2 separate regions of the Mus musculus genome follow, and region 1 is linked to region 2. A link is a contact called in ENCODE Hi-C or POLR2A ChIA-PET data. All regions are on one chromosome and are shown on one strand. Each heading gives the region's core, a stretch centred on a gene start or an enhancer-like site at or near the end of the contact. The rest is flanking DNA. Distances are from core to core; before and after follow the strand shown.

The links. A loop is a pair of places that touch in the nucleus more often than their neighbours do. ChIA-PET counts read pairs that join two places held with the same protein, here RNA polymerase II (POLR2A).
Region 1: a loop to region 2 is called in a map of v-Abl transformed pro-B cells, with 2.5 times the contacts of the local background. The contact joins the promoter of 4933408J17Rik here to the promoter of Cdk17 in region 2. A Hi-C loop is called at or near these places in 1 of 37 maps with a recorded cell type or tissue (v-Abl transformed pro-B cells). POLR2A ChIA-PET finds 5 or more read pairs at or near these places in 1 of 5 experiments (Patski).

Annotation. Positions count from the first base shown.
Region 1 is chr10:93,587,840-93,592,298 of GRCm38, reverse strand. 4933408J17Rik (RIKEN cDNA 4933408J17 gene) reads right to left here and starts at 2,886. Exons shown (of 4, transcript NR_045810.1): 1 at 2,529-2,886. Snrpf (small nuclear ribonucleoprotein polypeptide F) reads left to right here and starts at 2,641. Exons shown (of 4, transcript NM_027246.1): 1 at 2,641-2,760; 2 at 4,176-4,301. The coding sequence starts at 2,758.
Region 2 is chr10:93,159,560-93,163,961 of GRCm38, reverse strand. Cdk17 (cyclin-dependent kinase 17) reads right to left here and starts at 3,086. Exons shown (of 17, transcript NM_146239.2): 1 at 2,762-3,086. It overlaps Mir1931 (microRNA 1931), which reads right to left and starts at 1,177; the gene lies at 1,059-1,177.

The DNA.
Region 1 (4,459 bases), core at 1,637-4,136, 430 kb before region 2:
GAGATGGTCTTTCACCATATACTCTTGGCATCATGAAGTTCTGCCTGACGGCAGAGGCCAAAAGGGACGAAACAGGCTGATTGTGGACTGAAATCCTGAAAGCTGGGAGCCAAAAGAAAAAAGTGCTCTGTGCTTTAAAAGTTTAAAAGCCACAGCGACAGTCTCATGTCCTATTACGTACTTTATAACGGTGTTCTTTCAAATCTTCTGCTCCCTCACACACTGCTTTTTCTATGACCTTTGCATACAAGCACAGTATGTGTCACCTCAGGTCTTCTCAGTTTTGTCTGGCTCCTAGATCTTGGTTACAAACGGGACAGCCCGAATCCTCTGCAGTGACCGGCTTATTCAGTGTGGTCTCAAGTTCTGCCACCTGAACCTGACCCCAGAGGCTCCTTCTGCCACATCTAGGCACTCCTGTTAAACTATTAAACTGGGATCTGATTTTCGAGTTGCCACCTTAGTAAGGAGGTGGGAACTCTCCAGGGGACATTAGGAGGCAGGAGGGGACTGATGTGCAGGCAAAGAAACCCCCCAATATCTCTCTCTCTCTCTCTCTCTCTCTCTCTCTCTCTCTCTCTCTCTCTCTGATGTTCTCCACTGCCTATTTCCACAAAGCCTGTGCAGATATGGTCACATAGCACTATGCAACTAGTTTTGTCTCTGTGAAGAAACACCAACAGACTCAAAACCATAAACCTTATAGCATATGTGTCTCCTTCGTCTCCCTTGTCTTTATGCCTCATTCACCACCCCGAGATTCTGTCTGCCCATAAAGTGTTCTCATTTAAATCGTTCTTTAGAGTAGTGGTTCTCAACCTTCCAAATTGCTTGTGACCCTTTAAGACAGTTCCTCATGTTGTGGAGACCCCCAGCCATAAAATTATTTTTGTTGCTCACCCCATAGCTGAAATCTTGCTATTATGAATATCTCATACGCAGTATATCTGATACATGACCCCTGGGAAAGGGCTACTCAACCCCCCTGCCCCCCAGGGGTGGTGACCTACAGGTTGAGATCTGTGCTTTAGAGTCTGTTTTCTAAAGATGATGGGGCTTAGAAGTTGAGGAACTACAGGTCAGAGGACCTGAAACACTGCTTCTTCTGGGTGCTTGGACTTGTAGAAATATTGTAGAAAATTTGAAACTTGTAACTGGTACATCCCCCAGTCTTGTAACTTTGGTTTCTCCCATAACCTGGGAGACAAATATTCTGTCTGTCTTGGTTTTATTACGTATCTCTCCTTGTGCATTTTACTCTTGGTCCTTTGCAGAATACGGAAGACAGCTCAATACAAGGAGAAAAATACTAACATGAATCTGTCTGAGTCTAATTCCCAGTATTTCATCACCTACAGTATTAAATTAGAAGTTGGACTAGGTATCCCCAGGATTGTGAGTTTAAGATTTATAAATTTGTCAATGCTGACTGAATAAGTAGAGCATATTTGAGTGTCAGGAACAGTAATTATTCTTCCATTACCATGGGAAAAAAATCCGAGCTAAGATTTCGGTCTGATCAAAATGTATCTGAGATTAGCAGCATCATTTTTAAAATTTTCTTTATCATGTTTTGTCTGCATGTGCGCATGTGCACCGCGGGAGGGCCTGGCACCCACAGAAGTCAAAAGAGAGAGATGGGTCCCCGGCACATGAAACTTTGGATGGTTGTGAGTCACCACCATGTGGGGATGGGATTCGAACCCAGGTCTTTTCACGTGCGAAAAGCGCTCTTCTCCATTGAGCCAACACCCCCAGAATGTGTTGGCATACTTTAATAATATAAACGACAGTCTTTAGGCTTAGGCCTGGGCCAATCTCGAATCTCGAGTTATTTGGGGAATCCATGCCAAAAAAACAAAACAAACAAACAAACAAAAAACCGTTCAGGTTCATATAGGGTTAGATCTCCCGAAAAAGAAAAAAGTACTCTTTTTACACGGGTTTCATATCACAGGTGAAGCGATACTGAAATGTTGAGATTATGGGGAAATTAAACGGGGTTCTGATCGATAACTTTCCATCAGAGCGATTAACCTGTGGTAGCGTCAATAATTCCCCACATCCTATTCACAAACACACGTAAACGGACCTCCTTTGGCCTCTGGTTCTGGGAATGCTTAGACATCAGAACGACAAGAGGCCACCACATTATCCGAGACTTAACTTGACCTGGTTTCAACTGTTGTAAAGCCCCACTTGAGTGCTTTTCACTAGCACTCACGTAGTCTTGCTACCCCAGCTTCCTTTAAAAACCCGCAAGTGGACGGACATTCTGTAATAAAGAACAGTCCCATAAAAGGGGGGCCGTGCCAGAGGTGTTCCCCAAGTGCTGGATCTATGGGAGGATGACCTCCAGAACCCGATCTCGTTCTTTCAGCTGAAGGACAGACTAAACCTTCTTTAGCTAAAGAAACCAAGTCCGTTCGCCAGGGCACTTAGCTTCCCCTTGTCCCGAAGCAAAGACATTGGGGTCGCTCAATCGTTCCCACTTCGAACTTGAGCAGTGGACACAAACACACGCTTACCTGGTTGCTAGGAAACAGTACCGCCATCCCCTCCAATCAGTAAACACGTCTTTGGTGGCCAATCACAGAAGCCGAGACAACGCGGCGTGAGGTGAAAGGTCAGGCCGCTTTTGTCGGCCATTTCTCTTAGCGCGGGTCGCTTGGTTGTAGCGGCAGCCGCTCCGGTCACGAGGGGCGGGCAGCGGCGGAGTCGGCGGCTAGCGGGGTGCAGCGCTCGCCGGTGGTCGCGATGGTAAGGACGATGAGCGCCGCGGGGGCTGGAGGACGGGCGGCCTCGCGGGGCCCGCCGCCCCCTGCGCCTCCCATTCATCCCCACGAGGCGCCGCGCGGCTGGCCGCTCGCTCCTGCTCCCGACGTCGGAGGCCTTGGCGGCGCGCGCGCGGAAGCCCTTCCCCTCCCCGAGATCCCCAGCCACCTTTCCGCGTGTTGTTTGTCCCGGAGCCTGAGGTGTAGCCTAGTTTGGGCTCACAGGGTAGGGGTAAACCGAAGCGAGTTTTCCATTTCTACCTAGCACGCTCCGCAGTGCGCCATTTATTCCTTGCTGTTGACAATTTTAGCAGATTGTCCTCTGGCGCAGAAAACCCCGGCTACCCTTCCACTCATTTAATACTGATCTTAGGCGCCAGGAAGATGGGGTGGTAAGGTAGACTCTGCGTTTTCTTAGGAGTGGGAGGTAGGCAGCCGTCAAATAATAACAACAAAATAAGCAATTACAAGTAGCGGTGATTGTTAAGCAGGGAGCTGATAGGATGCTCTGAGAGGTGCACTGCCTAGTTATAACGCAGTGGAGGAGCGCTCTTCTCCAGAAGGTGTCAAATAACCAGACATCCAGGTCACAGAGCAGGTGGAAGAGTATTTCTTGCGCGAGTTCCAAGTAGAAAGTAGGTTTGACCAGTTGGAATTGACAAGAATTGACCGCTGCTTGCAAGAATGATGGTTTTAAAATACAGCCTGGGACCTTAACGCCTCCTAGGAAATATGAGGCTCTGTCAAGTGCAGTTAGAGACCATTGGAGCATTCTTTTAAGTCACAATAGTACATGACTTGATAAGTGGTTTGTGGATGATAAATTATAGGCAGCGTAAATTGGCTACTCATTTAGACCCTGTGCTCTCCAAGATTCTTTGGGATGGTGTGTGAGTGGAATGGAGTATGGGGGTGGTTATGAATTTAAAGGGAATAATACTTCTTGATTTAGCATTAAGAGGCCCTCTCACTGACGATATTGAGCTTTTTTTTTTTTTTTAATGTCTGCAGAGACCACCCTGTACCTTTATTTTGATTCCTTTAGAGCTTGGATAATGTAGGTATTTGGGGCTTTTGTCCATTCGGCAGTGCTCAAAATGGAACTAGTGACCTAAGTATCCTAGGGCAGTGCCCTGTCATTGTGTTACACACTTGCCCCACTCCCATCTGTCATTCGACATTTAATTGCATAATTCATATTTTCGTTTCTGTCAGTGGACTATGAAGTTGGCTAAATGGGTACTTAAATTTCTCTCAGACACCCTCCAGCAAATTATAAAGTGATGGTGGATCGGAGTTTACCCTGTGTCATAAAGTCTTGACTGGTGTCTCAGTAGAGAGTGGGTGGTGGAAGCTGAGGTAAGCAAAAATTATTGAGTGCTGCCTTTGGTTTTTATACAGAGTCTACCCCTCAACCCCAAGCCCTTTCTCAATGGGCTGACAGGGAAGCCAGTGATGGTGAAACTTAAGTGGGGCATGGAGTACAAGGGCTACCTGGTCTCCGTGGATGGCTACATGAACATGCAGGTATGCTGAGGAGGAGGAGCATGGGTGAGGAGCAGGAAACCAGGTTTCTACTGTGTCACCTTACTCCTCAAAGGTTTACTGAGACTGGTGGGAATGCGCACAGATTGACAATAGAAAGTGGAGTCGAGATTAAAGTATGAACCAGGGAGGAGGTTGAA
Region 2 (4,402 bases), core at 1,837-4,336:
TTCCTTACTGTGCACATATCTCTTCTGCTCTTTTGATAACCAACTCGTACAGGACAGATTACACTGTGTCATACAGTTAACACTAAAAGTTACTTCCTTGGGCCTGAACCCAAAAAAGGGAATAAACTACATATTTGACAAAACCCTATTTTAGGAATGCAAAAACTACGATATTAACAAGACTCTAATTCTACATTTTTTTTCTGACTGCAAAAGTAATATGAAAATTTAGAAAAATAGAGGTAAAAAATAAACGACCCACAATCCAGAAACACTTATTGGGCATACACTTTCTTGAAGTGACACAAATTTTTATTATCTAAGTAGGTACTAATAAGTGTGGAGAAAAAATATTCACAGTTTTGATACATTTATTAAGCATCAATTACTATAAAGTGACCTGTAATTTCACAAAAGTCTCTAAAACATTGACTGGGAAAGAGGAAGTTGAAAATGCAGACTAATCCCTAGCTGAAATATCTAAAATTTTAGTGTCAATAAGGACAGCACATTGTAGGATATGAATATCTTTACAGCAGCACTAACATTACTGCACCTACAATAAATGGATCTTACTTTGACTTTCTTCTTATTCATATTTTCATTAGCATTCTTATTTCCACTGTAAAAATAGTTGAAACTCCTATGTTTGCATAAGAACTTTAAAATACATATTATTGTTGTTATTATTTATTATGAATCAATTGTTGTTGGTGGTGGTGGTGATGATGTTCGTGATGTGTGTGGTGTATGCATGTGGAAATCAGAGGACAACGTTGTGCTGTTCTTGCCTCCGTCTTTGCATGTGTTCCCAGGATTGAACTCAGGCCCTGAGACGGGCACCCGTACCAACTGAGCCATCTTGCTGGCACTTGCATTGGAATTTTTTTTTTTTTTGTAAAGATTTATTTATTTATTATATGCAAGTACACTGTAGCTGTCTTCAGACACACCGGAAGAGGGAGTCAGATCTTGTTACGGATGGTTGTGAGCCACCATGTGGTTGCTGGGATTTGAACTCTGGACCTTTGGAAGAGCAGTCGGGCGCTCCTACCCACTGAGCCATCGCACCAGCCCTTGCATTGGAATTTTAAAGCAGCTTCAATTCAAAGGCTCTGCAACAGATCTTTGACGAGCAGCATTCAAAGAGTTAATGCTTCTGGCCTAGGAGATGGCTCGCCAGATAAAAGAACAGCGCTCTTCACATTCCTGTGTTCACTCACAACATTAGAAATAAAAATTAAAATGAAAGACGTCCTTAGTCATATTGTTTTCTTTTGTTTAAACCCGCTGTTTATGGAATTATGCAGATGTTAAAAGAACAAAAAAAAAAAACTGAAATGACTTCATTAACCAGGTGACACCACATTTAATACATAAGCCAATTCCTGGTGTTCACAAGAGAACAAAATAAAACCAATTAACATTCCCACTAGCAATTTTTTTTTCCTCCTTAAATTTAGTTTACACATGTTTCTTGATTCAAAGGTTTAGGTCAATTCAACTGATCAGAGGTCGTCTTCTGTTCCGTGGTTAACAACGTCAATTTCCAAGTCACTCAAATCCATTACTTTGATAGTCTTGCACAAATGCAGTTAAAAAGAAACCCAACAAAGGATTAGGAAAAAACAAACAGCAAAGTTGGGAGGCAAGAGCTGTCTCCCTTAGTCAAGCATTGCCTGTGACGTGACAGAAGCTCTGCTACCAGAAATACACTTTGCTGGCCCAAGGAATGGCCAAGACGCAAAACAAAATTTGTGACTTGTGTCTAGAGAATCAATTTGGCTCAGGAGGCGATAAAACAGGGCCACTGATGCGTCGTCTTCGATGGCCACATTAACATAAGGGAAAGGCGCCACGGATTTCAGCTAAAGGCTTTTGCCATTTTTGAAGAAGAAAAGCTAATTGTTAATGGCCATGTGACACAGAAGATCCCAGAAAGGAAAGGGTGGGAGGAAAAAAAAAAAAAAGAGAAGAGTTCAAGGCAGTTCAGGGTCAGACCAAGTCAGGCATCCTGTCATTAGCAAACGTTCCCCTAGCTGAAGGCAAAATACCGCTTACCCCAGAAGGAGTGGGTGAAAAGTAGGGGAGAGAATGAGTGGGGAACCACAGGGGACGGCGAGGTGGCAGCGTGGGGGTGATGTGGGGAAGAAAACTGGGGCCACCCAGCTGAGATGGGGAGCAGAAGCAACCGGACAAAAACACCGAGAAAAGCAACTGCGGCTAAGACAACGGTGGAACACACACACACACAACCCCCTCTTCCCGGGTTCTCTGGGTTTCCCACAGTCCCTCCGCCTCCGGTTGGAGCGACACTCAGGGGTGTGACCCGCCAGCAAGAGGGCTGCCCGGAGCTTTGTGTCGACCCGCTCCCCCACGAGAGGGCTCCTCCCCCGCGGAGCTGCCCACCCACCCGCGCGCAGCCTCCCGCGTCTCCAAGGAGCCCGCAGCGCCGCGTCCTCGCCCACTCCCGCCGCCCCGCGCCCGCGCCTCCACCCCGGCCCCGGGGACCTTTGTGTCTCGGGGGGACTTTCCGCCTCTTCCCCTCCCGGCGCCCCACGGGGCCAGCAGCCTCCCCAGGAAGCCTCGATCGGCTGCGAACTCTCAGCGGCGGCGCATGGAGCCCCTCCCCCCAGGTCCCCCAACCAGCTCCGCACTCCCGCAGCCCACGCCGCGCGTGGACATGCGACCGACAAGATCCCCACTCGAGCCGCCCGCTGACAGGCGTCACGATCCCTGCCCAGCCCCGCTGCCAACTCACCAGCAAGTGCGGGGACCGCGGGCTCCGGACCGGCGGGCGCGCAGAGCGAGCGAGCGGATGCAGGTCCGGTGGTGGCGGACGCGCCGAGGCGCCTCAGGCTCAGGCCTCCCCCCACCCCCCAACCTCGCGCCTTCCGCTCCGCGAGGGCCGCCGGCCGCCTCACGCGTGGCAGAGCCCCCCGCTCAACATGGCTCCCGGGCCGCGGAGCCTCGCGGACGGCCCAGTACTCCCGGCCACCGAGCCGGGGCGGAGCGAGGCGGCGGGGCGCGGGCTGCCGGACTGCCGGGCGCTGGGTAGACCGCAGCCGCCGCTCTCGTTCGTCTGAGTGCGCGTTGCTTTCTCTCGCTCGGAGGCTGCGGCTTGACGCCTCCGCCTGTTCCCCGGAGCGAGCGAGAGCGGGGGTTAGAAAAAAAAAAAGAAAAGAAAAAAGGAAAAAAAAAAAAAAAAGACTTTTATTGAAACGATCCAACCAGCGGCGGCGGAGAAAAGCGACCGGCTGCGGGAGCTTCCCCACCCCCGCCTGCACGGCTCGCCTGGGGCAGCGCGACCCCTGCCGGCGGTGGCGGCGACGGCGGCATGCGGGGCGGAGCCTTGCCTGGGGGTGGGGCTTATGACTGGGGCGTGGTCTGGGCGGGGCTGGGGGGTATTCCCAGGAAACTTCAAGCGTGGCTTCAAACGCGGCTGGAGAGCAAGGGAGACCCTGTCCGTGGACAGAACGCTGAACAGTGTCTGACCATCGCGATTGGTGAGGAACCGATCGCCACAAATCAGCCCCTCACTGTCCCCTCGCAACAATAAAACTCTGCTTGAAGTATTCCAGGCGCTACTGTACACAGGATGCCTGCCTCAGTACAGTGCTTCAGATGACCCACAAAGAAATACCTCGGTCGATTGCTGCAATTTTCTTCTGTTCTGTGACTGGATATGCGTGGCCAGTGCAGTAATCACCCACGCACAAAGCTTTGATTTCAACCACAGTGTTTTTAAATGTTATTACACTGTTGGCTCTAGGCTGGGGGGGGAGGGTGGAGGGGGGAACTAAAATGGTTACAATAAAACTGTGTTGTGAAAGAGTCAATGCTAAGTTATAGGACCCAGAAAGAGATACTGTTGCAGTGAGTTAGATTCTGTTGCTTGAAGGAGGCAGGCCAAAGAGGTTGGCCCAGTTTCTGTAAATCTTTTTACTTTCTTCTTCCCCAGTTAGGAACAACTGAATGTGTAGACAAACTAAAGTGATCCTGGCCCATTTCTTTCCACAAGTAGGGATAGAAGCTTAAAGTAAAAGCAGACTTAAGTGGCAGAGGAAAATACTGAGAGAACTGAAAGAAGACAGTAGGGTCCGGATGTGGACACCCTAACCAAGAAAAGGTTAACGGTATAAAAGGCCAGTAGGGTGAAGGTTGGGGTTTTTTGTTGTTGTTGTTGTTATGTTTTGTTTTTCTGTTCTTATCACCAGGAAGTGCACGATATATTTTAAATCTCATTATCTACTAAGGACTTCTGAATCGTATCTTTTCTGATTGATGCGCCTTTCCTTGAAGATACTTCCTGCCCTTCTGTCTAGAACTTTGTCGGACACAGCTGGATGTGTTTTCTACAGCTCATAAGGTTCATATATATCAACCGGAGTTCTCCTGTGTC